Regions from separate parts of the Homo sapiens genome. Here region 2 is linked to region 1. The links are chromatin contacts, found by Hi-C or POLR2A ChIA-PET in ENCODE. All regions are on one chromosome and are shown on one strand. The core of a region is the stretch at or near the end of the contact, and the rest is flanking DNA. Distances in the headings are between cores, read along the strand shown.

Region 1 (7,365 bases), core at 4,366-6,865:
AGAAATAAACAAATTAAAATAAGTCTGTTCTGGCTGAGTGCCCCATGGCTCACGCCTATAATCCCAGCACTTTGGACTTTGGGAGGCCAAGGCGTGAGGATCGCTTGAGCTCAGGAGTTTGAGACCAGCCTAGACAGCACAGCGAGATCCCAACTCTACAAAAAATGAATAAATTGGCTGGGTGTGGTGGTGCAATGTACCTGTAGTCCCAGCTACTCCAGAGGCTGAGGTGGGAGGATTGCTTGAGCCCAGGAGTTTGAGGCTGCAGTGAGCTATGATGGCATCACTGTACTCCAGCCTGGGCAACAGAGCAAGACCCTATCTAAAACACTTTTTTTTCCTATCAAATTAATTTTAATTAGTTTTACTGGCAGTTTGGTGAATTACTGATCCTCATATTTCTGGTGGGAGTCTAATTTGGAATAACTGTCCTAAAAAAGAAAGATAGATACATAGATTTAGGAATATATATAAGCCTGAAAAAAAAAAAAAATATATATATATATTTTGAGACAAGGCCTCACTCAGTTGCCCAGACTGGAGTTCAGTGGTGCAATCTCAGCTTACTGCAGCCTCGACCACCTGGGCTCAAGTGATCCTCCCACCTCAGCCTCCCAGGTAACTGGGACTACAGGCATGCACCACCATGTCCGGCTAATTTTTGTATTTTTTTTTAGAGATGGGGCTCACCATGTTGCCCAGGCTGATCTTGAACTCCTGGAGTCAAGTGATTTGTCCACCTTGGCCTCCCAAAGTGCTGGGATTACAGGTGTGAGCTGCTGCGCCCAGCCTATTATCTATATTTTTTGAGGCACTAATTTATGCTTAGGCTATTCTAAGAAAAAAACTAGAAATACAAAGATTTATGGCCAAAAATGTTCAGTTCATTGCAACATTATGTATAACAGCATAAAAACAGAAACAACCTAAATGTCCAACCTGTACTATAGATTATGATGTAGTCATTGAAGTTATTTTTGAAGACTATATAATGACATAAGAAAATGCTCATCGTATCATATTAAGCAAAAAAGAACCCCATTTATTAAATTATATTTACACAATCCTCAGTTTTGTAAGCATGAATTCTATGTCTTCATCTAAGTCACTGAGAGAAATGTGAACAGATGGGGTTTGGAACGGATGGAAGGTTCAGCAAAGTCAGCCTCCCTTTTCTGGGTTGAGGCTAGCCCTCTTCCATTCCTCCATTAACTGAACCTTCATCTGGCAATGGTTCCCAAATGTTTCCTAGGGGAGGGCACATAAGAATTACTGTGAGAGATGGTTTAGAAAAACAAAAACAGATTTTGGAGCCTGACCCACAGAGATTTCGACTCAGGAGGTCTGAGGTGGGGCCCTGGAATCCGTGTCAAAAGGCCTCCAAGTGATTCTGATGCACAGCCACGTGCAGAAGGAACCACGGCCTTCTGGTTCGAGGTTTTGAAAAGGACATTGAACACCTTTTGTAAGTCAGCTTCTGAATGTGAGTTAGGGAAGATAATGTCAGGATGGAAAAAGCCTTCCCCCTCCTACATTTCTCCAAATACTCTGTTGCTGCTTGTCAGGTGGATGATGTGACAACTGGCCCAGCTGCTGGCCTGCAGCGCTTCCCTGCTCGGACTGCAGCTGCCAGCGCTCCCCTGCCCACCCCCCGCCCCACCTACTCACCTCCTGCCTACCCCCACCACCCCACCCAGCCCCGCCTACCCTGCAGCTCCTTGCCCTGCTCTTCAGGACTTTTGCTCCAAGTCTTGCCTCCTCTTTGTCTTCTGAGATGCCAGCTGCTCCCTCTCCATGGCTTCCCTTCTGTCCACTTTTCATTCTGCTGAGGTTGTGCTTGTCTTTACCCAAACCCCTGTGATGCTTGTGGCCAGGCCTCCTTCCCCCAGGCCTAGCTGCTGAGAATTTGACGCCTCACATCCCACTCATTCCTCAACCCGCGCCATCTGGCTTCCTTCACCACCACTCACAGGCACACCTCTTGGCAAGGTCACCTGGCTCCCAAAGGCTAATCTACTGGTTCTGTTTCAGTCCTTTTCCTGGAAGCATCTGACACTACTGACCACCACCTCTCTCCCTGGCTTTTGTGGGGGTCATCGTTGCTTTACTTGCCTCGTATCCCCTTTTCTTGGTAGCAGCATCCTCAGGAGCTGCCTTCCCCAGCTCTCAGGCCACGTGGTTGGTGGGGCTGACCTCCCCACTCCCCACATTTCATGCCCCTGCCCCTAAGGATTGGTTCAGGGATGGGCATATGGTCAGGGTCAAACCAATGAGACTCAAGCCTGAGACTTTTACTGGGGCTGCTGAGCCAGCAGAATTCGAGGCTGGAAATGGAGGTGGCCGCCTGCCCACCCCTGAGAAGGAACACAACATGAGGAGGGCCACAGAGCCAACAGAGTCCTGGTGTGTCTCCTGCAGTCCTGGGCCAAGCCTGAAGCTTGCACATCCTGGTCTGATGGGTTTCAGGAAAACGTTCTTATCTTTTTATCTAAGCTAGCTTTGGTTGGATTTCTGTCACTTGCAACCTAAAGAGATCTGAGACAGCACTGAGCCACTACCCTCCCAGGCAATTACCCACCTCTTTGGTACTTTCCCCGGAGGGTCTCCACAAGCTCTGCTTCCTCTCACTTAAGAGTCCTGTGCAAGGACTTCTACTTCCCAGATGCTGGCTACTAAATGCTGACACTCCCAAGTCAACAGACCAGCCCAGATATCTCCCTGAGCTCCAGACCCATGTCTTACCCCTCATGGACATCGCCACCTTGGTGTCCACTCAAACATGACAGGTCTAAATCTAAACTTATCATTATGCCCCATCCTTCCTCTTCTTGGATCCCCATCTCAGTGAACAGCTGTACTCCCCAGTTACCCCAGAAACCGAGGCCTCATGGGTGACACCTCCCCACCCTCACTCCCTGGCCCTCTTTGGGCAGCTAATTCTCTGCTCATTCCTCAGGGCTCAGCTTTTAGGCTGCATTCTCAGGGAGGCAGCCTTTTCCAACCCGCAAGCCTGAATGAGGGGGTCCCTCCTATGCCCCCAGCCACCCTGTGTTTCTAGTGTTACAGCCCTTGTCACTCAGAGCTGTGGCCTGTTGACTCTCTTCTGTGATGGCTGGCCCCAACCCTGAAATCAAGATCATTTGAATAAATGAACACTAGCATCTGTAGGTGTGATCTTATATTGTATATTGAAAATATAGTCTAATTTTCTGTAAAAATTAAATATCTCAATATTTTAGAGAGATCTGTAAAGGGTATAATATTTGGAACAGAAGATTGATTTTCAGGAGCCCCAGTATCTGGATGAGTGTGAGAACCACTAAATAGGACCCATAGTTTTTCTGTGTGAGATTTTATTTTTTTAAAAATAGATGAACCAGGCTGCCTATTAGTGAATGCCTTCACTTCCCTTTTCCTTAATTACTGAGTCTAGAAACTTATCAAGGGAATGAAGCAGGCCTTTGTTCCTATTCAGAATCCATTTCCCTGCTTTTTTGAAAATGAGAACATCTGCCTGCTTCCAGTGTTCCAATACTTTTCATATTCTTCACAATTTCTTAAAAGCCACCAAATACAGTTCTTTGAGCAGAAATGCAAGTTCTTTCATCCATGTGTCCGGCCAGAGATTTCCTGAACCTCGCCTGTGGCAGGCCCTGGGAGAGCTCCTCAGCCTGTGGTTTTAATCCCCTCTTGAACACAGCTGGGCTCCCTTCTGCCATCTCTGGGGCATTTTCTTTGAGGAAAAGGAGGAAGCTGAGTAGTTCTGCTTTCTGTTAATATTGCAGCAAGAGCCCATGAGTGGGCCGATCACTTCCTGATTCTTGTTCTTGTTCTAATCATACCTTAAAAGGCTTTTTTAATGTCCAAGGCACTTTTACCTTCTCAGCCCACTCCAGCTTCTTGATCCTTCATACCGCCCATAAACCTTGTCTGCACCCTTGCACATGCACCCCTGCCCCTTTTTTCCCCTATTAAATACTATAGTTAAATGTTAATATCTAAAGTTTTTAAACACAATTACGGTATCAAGCATTTTATTAAAAATTTTTATCATACTTTGATTTTACCAACTTGAGTGTTATGAACAATGAACATGTTTATACATTGACAAGAATACTCATACAGGGATTGTGGGATGGCTACTTTCACTCCCTTTTCCCTCATCTTTACTCCTTTTTTTTTTTTTTTTTGTAGAGATGGGGTCTCACTATGTTGCCCAGGGTGGTCTTGAACTCCTGAGCTCAAACGATCCACCTACCTCAGTCTCCCAAAGTGTTAGGATTACAGGTGTGAGCCACTGCACCTGGCCCCTCATCTTTACTCTTTAGTTCCTTTGCCCTTGGGTTCTTCTAGCTTATTTCTACTTTGTTTTCTTTCTGGCATCCATTTCTATTTTAAATTATTACACATAGATGCAGAAATTACTTGGCTGGCGCTAGTTGCAGAATCATGAAAATTAAATCACATGATGCTTAGTGTTGAAAGACTGAATTGTTTTGGTTTTTTATTGAGATATAATTCATATACCAGAAAATTTATTCTTTTACAGGGTGCACTCCTTTAGTATATTCACAAAGTTGTGCAACCAATATCATTATCCAATTTCAGAACATTTTCATCACATCAAAGAGAAACTCCACGCCCACTAACAGTCATTCTCTATTTCGTTTGCATGCGGCTATCCAGTTGTCCTAGCACCATTTGTTGAACTATAGTTTCCCCCATTGTTCTAATAGTTTTTAAGTGGTTTCTTAGGATTCTCTACATAGAAGATCATGTCATCTGCAAAGAGTTTTACTTTTTTCTCTCCAGTCTGGGAGTTTATTTCTTTTCTTGCCTTATTTCCCTGCTCTCTACCCTTTTAAAGCCTATATAGTTTCTTGAGTGACTTCCCTCTTTTTTCCTCATTAGAATAAGTTTTCTGGGGAGAGGGAACAGAGCATATGAAGGGAGAAAGTGGAGCTCTTAAAAATGTGTAGTTTGGGATGGGGCGCGGTGGCTCACGCCTGTAATCCCAGCACTTTGGGAGGCCAAGGCGGGCAAATCACCTGAGGTCGGGAGTTTGAGACCAGCCTGACCAACATGGAAAAACCCCATCTCTACTAAAAATACAAAATTAGCCAGGCGTGGTGGCACATGCCTGTAATCCCAGCTACTCGGGAGGCTGAGACAGAAGAATTGCTTGAACCCGGGAGGGGGAGGTTGCGGTGAGCCGAGATCATGCCATGGCACTCCAGCCTGGGCAACAACAGCGAAACTGTCTCAAAAAAAAAAAATTGTGTAGTTTGCATTCATTTCAAATGGACTTCATACTTTTTCAGTGGAAATGTCTTCCTTCACAGCACCTGGGGCCAGGGATTTTCTGGAGGAATCTTTGAAATCTGTTTTCCTCAAGTTTTGGACACAAGCCTGGGTGAGCTCCATATCCATCCTTCCTCGGCTAGTACAGAGTCTAAGATGACATGGTCACTTTCCCCCATGCCCATCTCCCCTCCTTCTCTGGCCAATTCTTTATTGCCAGTCAAAGGCAGAAGAGCCAACAGCAATAAGAGAAGATTCCCACCATGTCAGCACAGGTTCTGTGTCATCAGTGACCTCTTGGAATGTGCAGGAAGCCAGGGAGATAAGAATCTATGGCTATGTAGATTAGGTACACCCCACAGCCAAGTATGAGCTTCTAGGGCCCAATCGCTAGAAGCAAACAACCCAGACCACTAACCAGGCTCTAACTAAGGCAGGATCCAGGATGCTCAGCACCCTGGGCCAACCCTTCCGCTCAAGATGAATCCATGGTTCATTTACAGTGTCTGGGGTGATATTTAATTCCAAGTTCACAAGTCTCCAGGGTAGCTGCCCTTTTGTTTGGGGATTTCCTCCCGGGTGCTAAATCACTTCCTCCTAGCTCCAATCTGAAAAGCAATTCAGGTCTCCTGTGGCCTCACCAAGCTTCCTGCCCACACTGATTTTCTTCTAACCTCACTGGTCTACCTTGTGTACATCACCTAACAACAAAGCCACTTAGCTCAAGGAAAGCCTCAAGAACAAATGGCTTCCTAATAAGGTGATTCCTCCCTCACCCTAGGGTGGCCCACAGCTCCAGCACCTGCTGAGAGGTGGCCAATTTGGATGAGGTAGCTGCCAGGAATCAAATCTCAGAACCCTTCATAAAACTGCGCTTAGCTATTCCACAAATTTCTCCAAATAATGAAACAGAGAGAAGAGTGAGAATATAATGAGAGAGAAATCTGGAAAAATACAAAAGATAAATTCATGTTCCTGTGAGTTGTATTCATCTTCCTGGGAGTTGATAATCAGGCTGGCTAGCTATCCAGTCTATGGGAGCAGAGAGAGGGCTGCATTATCTCCAGGTTGGCACAGCATCTAGCAGGGGCTCCCTGATGACACCTGGGCACAACAAGGACCTCACAGCAAAGACAAACAGGAGGAAATGCCTAGGGTGTGGGGACATGCCACCACTAAATTACAAAAATATATGCCTTTCTTCTTTGTATGTTTCAACAGTACCGCTTCCCACTCTTGTACCACTTGGCCATAACACTTTATTATCCCTAGTACCTAAAAACTAGACAGTATTACTGAGACCTTAAATGTGACATTTGTCATCTTTCAAGGTGCCAGTTACTGTAATACAGCTATGGTTCATTTTGAGTGTCTGGGTGACGGTGACATATTTAATTCTATTTTTGTCTTGTCCATAAGCACCAAATAAAGCAATTTTGAAATTACTTTCTTCACACTCAATTTATTATCTAGAACGACATTTCAATACACAGTATATTTGTTTTGTGGAATTCATTCGCAGTGTATCTGGAGGCCTGGATTTAACATATTTCCTGTAGTGATAGCTACTCTATTTGTAGGAACTATTTAGGTCACTGGAGTGGAGAAAAAGAGGTCGCTACTTAACAGAAATGGCATGTATCCAAATATAGATGCAGTTTTCTCAACACCTGTTGCACATCAAATGATGAAGAGATTGTTACAATTTCCAAAACCCTGGACCAAAACCTTAAATGATCAGCACTTTGTTTCAACTGATACACGGCTTAAGTCAGAAAAATAAGTTCTTCTTACCAAAAACAGTGAGCCTAAATATGCTGGCTGCTTTAGAAATAAAACAGGTGATCAACAAAGCAATCTGTTTCTGTCTAAATAATTTCCCAGCAAAAGTCACTTCTTTTGAAACTATATGATTTGAACCACAGGGTATGCACAGTGATTGTGTGCTTTCAGAAACACGGTAAGCATGACAAATATTTTCAGTTGTCAAGGGTAAGCGAGGAGGGAATGACCCACCTAAGAAATGGAAACTAACAAATAGTAATATGACACTCCCCCTTAGTT
Region 2 (7,365 bases), core at 3,076-5,575, 210 kb after region 1:
TGTGAGGAAACAAATTTCTGGTTTTTATAAATTACCTAGTCTGTGGTATTCTGTTATAGCTGCACAAATGAACTAAGACATGGCTTAATGGTACACAGAGAAGGTGGCTGGATGGACTTCTCAGTGAAGGCATTTCTATTTGATACTTGCTGTCGAGTCTTAAAATTGTTTTCCTCTATTATATCTAAAAAAAAACCTTTCATTCATCTATCCATGACCCCAAATTTACCCTTCTGATCCAGTACAAATTATTGGGTTATACTCCTTTTCTTCACTCTTCCTCTCTCTTTTGAAAATAACTTTTAATATATCCACTATATTTTTCTGTACTTTTTGACAAGCATGTGACAGTCCAAAGCTTAAAATGCTGGATGAAGCAGAACAATTCCACACAGTGCTAAAGAAGTCAGCATGCAAAAAGCAGACTGACAAAACCATAAAATCATTGCAAATCAAGTCTTCCAATATTTGAGAAGTTGTATGGTGAAGGAGATTTAACATAAATGGAGGGAATTTAGAAAATAAGCAACACAAAACATATCTTTAAAAACACAAATCTCAGAACAAGACTGAATAAGGATCTGCTTTACCTTACACTGAACTGTAAGATAAATTTATTGTTTGTATACTATATGAAACATAATTTCACTAACTTAGAGATAATAGAAATATTTTCTATGACTATATTCTGTGCTATATCAAGAATCCGTAAAGAACTACAGTGAGATATCACCTCATACGCCTTTAGGATGGCTACTATTAAAAAAATGAAAATAACAAGTGTTGACAAGAATATGGAAAAATTGGAACCCTTGCGCACTGTTGGTGGGACTGTAAAATGGTGCGGCCGCTATGGAAAACAGTATGGTGGTTCCTCAGAAAATTAAAAATAGAATCACCATATGGTCCAGGAATCTCATTTCTGGGTACATATTCAAAACAGTTGAAAATCAGGATTTCAAGGAGATATTTGCACACACATGTTCGTAGCAGCATTATTCACAGCAGCCAATGGTGAAAGTAACCCAAGTATCCACGAACGGATGGATAAACAAAATGTGGTATATACACACAGTGGAATATTATTACTTTTTTAAGTAATTATTTTATTACCTTTTTAAGTGGAATATATATTACCTTTTTAAGGTTCAGCCTTAAAAAGGAAGGCATGAACCTTGAGGACATTATGCTAAATTAAACAAGGCAGTCACAGAAAGACAAATACTGTATGATTTCCCTTATATGAGGTATCTAGAAGATGTCAAATTCATAGAAGCAGAAAGGAGAATGGTGGCTTCAGGGACTGGAGGGAGAAGAACTGAGGAGTTGTTAATGGGTATAGAGTTTCAGTTTTGCAACATAAAAAAGTTCTGAAGATCTATTGTACCACAATGTTAACATACGTAATACCACTTAACTGTACACTTAAAAATGGTTCAGGTGGTAAATTGTATGTTATGTGTTTTTTACATTTAAAAATAAAAATGTTTTTAAAAGTAAAAAAATTAGTAAAAAGCAAACCACTAGATGCATAATTACCACATAGAAATTTAACTTCAAAATATATATTCATAAAAATAATTTCTTAGTGTGTCTAATTTGCTAATATTTCTAATTATCCTTTTTTTTTTTTGAGACAGAGTCTCTCTCTATAGGCCCGGCTGGAATGCAGTGAGTGGTGTGATCACGGCTTACTGCCGCCTCCATCTCCCAGGCTCAAGCAATCCTCCCACCTCAGCCACCCAAGTCCTGGGAATATATGCGTACAGCACGATGCCCAGCTAATTTCTTAAATGTATTTTTTGTAGAGACAGGGTCTCACTATGTTGCCCAGGCTGGTCTCAAACTCCTGGGCTCAAGCAGTCCTCCTGCCTCAGCCTCCCAATGTGCTGGGATTACAGGCATGAGTCGCTGCACTAGTTTAATTATCCATTTTCTGATAAAAAGTTTTTCCTATTATATTTGCAATTTATACTATCAATGAATAGTACAATAAAATTTCAAAGCTATGAGGGAACTCAGAAATGAGTAACTTGAGAACTAAGTTATATTTCTATCATTTTGAACGCTACTGCTATTATACTGATATTTTTCATCTTACCAGAAAAATGAAATTAAAAGCATATTGTTTTATATTGAATTTTTTATTTTATTTTTATGCTGGCCTCATTTTGAAAAGTTAGTACAATTTTCTTTAGTGCTAACTTGTATAACATATGTAAAATTTCTTTCTCCTTTTAAAATCTGTCCCACTTGAATACGTTCTCATTTAATTAAAAAGGTAATCTATAACAGAAACCCCTTTGGTTGTCATATCTTTTGTTGACAATAGAGATGGTCTGGATCTCTTTATATCTCCAAAAGTTGGGAGACTGGCTGGTGTACAGCAGGCATATAAATAATGACTGACCAGGATAATGATGCAATTATTCAGCAAGCATTTTCTTACACGCTCTGATGTTTCAGGCACTGTACTATGTAGTAAGGACTCAAAGTGGATCAAGACATGCATCCAGACCTCACAGAGCTCCTACAGGAACAGAGGAGACAGATCGCTCACGTGTGACAAGTTGCTGTGACAGAGATACCTGAAAGGGTTAGGGAAGCACCAAGAAGTGACTAATCCTGCCTGTGGGTCAAAGGAGACCTCACAGGGCAAGTGCCTCAAAACTTTCTTCAGCAGTAAGACACAGACATGGTTTTGAGAAGCACTGATGAAGGCCCCAGGCACTAACGAAGGTTGGAAGACAGGAACTCTCATCCTGGGAAATCAGAAACACGCTTGACTTTTACATGCCTCTTAAACTCATCTACCAAAGTTCCTCTTCTGAAGGGAAAACAAGGTCGCCTAGAACATCGGGAAAGCCTCTCATAAAGCTCCATAAGCCCCTCAAACTTGTGACTATCCATAATCCTGGGCCTTTTAAAATACTGACCTTTTGATTTCTCTTCCTTCTAGTCTACTTATCTCTAACCACAACCAGAACAATCACCCTAGAACATGATGTGTTTTTTGTTTTTTTTTTTGAGGCGGGAGTCTTGCTCTGTCACCCACGCTGGAGTGCAGTGGCACAATCTCGGCTCACCGCAACTTCCCCCTCCCTTCAAGCAGTTCTCCTGCCTCAACTTCCCAAGTAGCTGGGACCACAGGCACACACTGCCACACTCAGCTAGTTTTTTTTTTTTTTCGTGTTTGAGACGGGGTTTCACCATGTTGCCCAGGCTGATTGTGAACTCCTGAGCTTAGGCAATCTGCCTGCCTCAGCCTCCCAAAGTGCTAGGATTACAGGCGTGAGCCACTGTGCCCGGCCAGAACATGATGCTTTTATCAAGACATTCTACCATTCAGGAATCTACTGGCCTCCCAGACCTTCTCACGGACATCTACCAACTGGCCCTATTTCACTGCTCTGTAATTCAGACCACCTGTATCAAGTCAGGCTCTGTAATACCCTCTCCCAAATCGGCATGTCTTTCTTTGGACTTCTACTCATTTATTGGGCTTTCTGCCTAGATTGAATGGAAATTTTTCTTCAAGCCAGGTTCCAAACTCCCTGCCTGACCTAGTCCATAGTTCAGTCTTACCTATGTAATGAAACTTCTTCCTAATTAAACAACAAACTTCCCTTTCTCTGAACTACTGAATTTTAACTCATCCAATTTAACACCTTAAGCAGTGCCTTGTTTTGTCTCTTTATCCAAGACTGTAACCCTTGTCTCCAGAGACAGGGGTCTTTAAAGACAGAAAGCATGTCAGTACGTCCCACTTCACAGCAGTAACTATTTTAGTAATGCTCACTCTTCCGACTGAAAATAAAATGGGGCAAGAGTGGTTATATGCTTCCAGGCAATTCCATTGTGGAGAGCTGGGAACCTGAAGCAAGCATAAGAACAGAAGCACCTAATGCGTAGAATAGAGGCTGACACCAAAATCACCTAAATGTTGTCTGTGCCTCTAAGCTACAAAAAAAAAAAAAAAAAAAAAGCAACAATAGAAAAACCCTTCAACATGGAATTACTATATCAAAAACCCTTCAATATGGAATTACTCATACTATAGGAATACACAAGGAATTTCCACTAATTTCCAAATGTAGTCTATTTGGCAGAGGACACAATCAAAACTCTTAAAAAAAGGAGGAAGAAAAAAACTAAGAAGTAAAAGATAGCAGTAGATAATCACTTCCTAAAATAAACATTTCTGTTTATATGTTTTCCCCCTCTGGAGTAAAACTCAGCTTCTTGCAAGAACTAGACTATCCCATTTTTAATGACCCTAAAATGTCATCTACTTATAAGAAGGGGAACTGAAAGTGAATGACACAACGTAAACCAGTCTGCTAAAGCTACGAATGGGACTCCGTTCTGCAGGAATGGCACACAACCTCAACCCAAAGTGGGAAACAGCAGCTACTGTTGGTCTCACCCATGGCCACTGGTATGTCCGTCCAGTTCAGGGCACATTTCTGTGTGCAGATCCCTTCCTCATTGAGTACCACGGTGAGATCATCCTGGCCCACAGCCACTTTTCCATCTGCCAGAGGTGCAACTAAGGGCTCCAGCTGTTTTCCTGTTGGAAAGAGCTCTTTGATGGACCCCTTTCCATCCACCTATAGGAAGAAACAGAGTGAGTCACCTAGCATTCCCCAGCCAGAGGTAAGAACACAGGAAAAATCCAGATAGAACCCGAAACCTAGAGAAGCCAATAATATTCCTTGTTTGACATAAGAAAATGTTACAGAGTTTATTATAATAACCGTTGTTATCACAATGTAAAACCCGTTCTCTAATGCAAAGGAAAGCATCTAGCCTGGCAACTGACAATGCCAGGTGCTGGCAAGAATGCAGAGCAACTAGAACTCACATTCACTGCTGGTGGGAATGCAAAATGGTGCAGCTGTTTTGTTTGTTGGTTTCTTACAAAGTTTAAGATACACTTGCCATATGCCCCTTAAAGATACACTTACCATATGCCCCAGCAATCCCATTCCCAGGCATTTGCCCAGGAATGCCAATGTATGTTTACACAAACGCTTGTATGCAAATGTCTTAGATGCTTATTCAAAATTGCTAAAAATTGAAAACAACTTTTTTTTTTTTTTTTTTTGGAGACAGTCTTGCTCTGTCGCCCAGGCTGGAGTGCAGTGGCACAATCTCAGCTCACTGCAACCTCCGCCTCCTGGGTTCAAACAATCCTCCTGCCTCAGCCTCCTGAGTAGCTGGAACTACAGGCGTGTGCCACCACGCCAGGCTAATTTTTTTTTTTGTATTTTTAGTAGAGATGGGGTTTCACCGTGTTAGCCAGGATGGTCTCAATCTCCTGACCTCGTGATCCACCCGCCACGGCCTCCCAAAGTGCTGGGATTAAAGGTGTGAGCCACCGCGCCTGGCCAAAATCAACTTTGTCCATCAACTGATGAATGGATAAACAAACACCTTGCCATAGACTACTATTCAGCCATGAGAAAGAATAAACTATTAACACACACAACAACATGGATAAATCTCCAGTGCATTCTGCTAAGTGAAAGAAGCCAGACTCAAAAGCCTACATATTGTGTCATTCAATTTATATGACATTCTGGAAAAGGCAAAGCTATAGGAGATGAAGAACAGATGAGTGGTTACCAGAGGTCTAGGAACAGAAGGAGAGGCTGACTTCAATATGAGGGAATTTTGGGGGGTGATGGTAGTGTTGTGAATCTCGATTGTGGCATTAGTCACATAAATCTAAGCATTTGTCAAAACACAGAACTGTACACCAAAAAGAATAAATTTTACTGTATGTAAATAAGTAATTTCTGAATAGCCTGGTCCTAAAGCAAGGTTTCCCACCCTGAAGGTGATGTCAGCATCCAAGGCAGTCAGAGAACTGAGAGCCTTAAGTCCAGCTTTTGCTCAGTTCCCTTATTCCTTGTGCGCTCTCTCACCATCTGTAGGCCTACTTGCTATTGAGTCAGTGGCACAGCAGTGACTCCTCCAGGAGTCTGCAACTCTGATGCTGATAAAATCAGGATATTCAAATGACACAAAGATGGAACAAATATATTAACAAGATAACAATGGGGCCAGGCATGGTGGCTGTAATCTCAGCACTTTGGGAGGCTGAGGCAGGAGGGCTGCTTGAGCCCAGGAGTTTAAGACCAGCCTATGCAACATATTGTGACCCCATCTCTACAAAAATACAAAAAAAAAAAAAATACAAAAATTAGCTGAGCATGGTGGTAGGCATCTGGGCTACCTGGGAGGCTGAGGTGGGAGGACTGCTTGAGCCCAGGAGACGGAGGCTGCAGTGAGCCAAGATCCTGCCACTGCACTCCCGCCTGGGTGACAGAGGGGTACCCTGTCTCAAATAAAATAAAATAACCAATGAAGAGCTCACCCAGTGGAAGGTAGAGAGAGAGGCTTCTAGAATTGCCATGTCTGAATTACAAGGGGTGTGAAGCTAAGAGATTTAGATTATTCAATGAAACGAACAGTGTGTCAATCTTTTCTACATATAGTATGCATATTGGAGAAAAACAACGTCATGGATATTTACAACTTACGTTAAGAGAAAACACAGGTCATAAAACAATTGTATAGCATAGTATTTTTACCAATAGGATGGAAGTTCATATACCAAGAAGTTGGCAGTGACTATTTCTGAGTGGGGGGACTATGGTTGATTTGCACTTCCTTTATCTCCTTATCTATATTTTCTGTAATAAACACGTGTAAAAACACGTGGCTTTTGAAATTTAAAAAAATAGTGAGAATCACTTTTAGTACAAACATACAAAAAGATTTGACGGCAGGAGAGGAAACTCAAAGTCTTAAAAATACTTAAGTTTATACTAAAATTAGTTTAAAATTCCTAAGCACTGAAGCCTTAGGATAGCAGTCCATGATGATCCACTGGACAGAGGCAAACAGCCTTCATTATCTGTCCCAATAGTAAAATACACACTGTGGATCATCATTACGTAAAGAACTGAGCGTTGACTCTTGGACTGACTTAAGTTACAAAGATATCCTATTTGTGAAAAATGCTGAGCATGAATGATAACTACACATACAAATAACAAATCCTGTTATGCCAAAAGCTCTACTTAAAGTGGTCGCTTGACCTGGAGTTTGGAGCAGATAATCATCTTCCCCAAGATAAACTAATGATATTTGCAAAATAATAAGATTTTACCCTTATTAGGTAGTAGTCTCTCTTGAAACCCACACAGATAGAATTTTCACACCACGCCATGGACTTGGGCACATCTGGCACACTAAAGTCCCCCTGAAAAAAGAGAGCAAGGATCTGAATGAAATAAATATTTTTTTAAAAAATCATGACTTTCCTGTTATTCTGCAACCTCCATTCTGCAAAAC

The links. Hi-C counts contacts between places; a loop is a spot of excess contacts on that map. ChIA-PET counts read pairs that join two places held with the same protein, here RNA polymerase II (POLR2A). Pooled maps may share reads with other maps.
Region 2: POLR2A ChIA-PET joins it to region 1 with 18 read pairs in activated CD4-positive, alpha-beta T cell. The contact joins two enhancer-like sites. A Hi-C loop is called at or near these places in 2 of 37 single-sample maps with no recorded cell type and 8 of 50 pooled maps. POLR2A ChIA-PET finds 5 or more read pairs at or near these places in 2 of 52 experiments (activated CD4-positive, alpha-beta T cell and activated naive CD4-positive, alpha-beta T cell).

The regions. Positions count from the first base shown.
Region 1 is chr15:41,964,281-41,971,645 of GRCh38, forward strand. The region is part of intron 1 of EHD4 (EH domain containing 4); the gene reads right to left. Among named protein-coding and RNA genes, the nearest start is that of EHD4, 4.6 kb to the right of the region's middle. RefSeq lists enhancers at 3,916-3,965, 5,737-5,956. Within about 2 kb of position 5,616, at least 3 of the 41 ENCODE cell types and tissues checked have a DNase peak (open chromatin) inside an H3K27ac peak, as active enhancers do.
Region 2 is chr15:42,180,091-42,187,455 of GRCh38, forward strand. It overlaps VPS39 (VPS39 subunit of HOPS complex), which reads right to left. Exons shown (of 25, transcript NM_015289.5): 7 at 7,181-7,273; 8 at 4,427-4,610. Among named protein-coding and RNA genes, the nearest start is that of MIR627, 16 kb to the right of the region's middle. Within about 2 kb of position 4,326, at least 2 of the 41 ENCODE cell types and tissues checked have a DNase peak (open chromatin) inside an H3K27ac peak, as active enhancers do.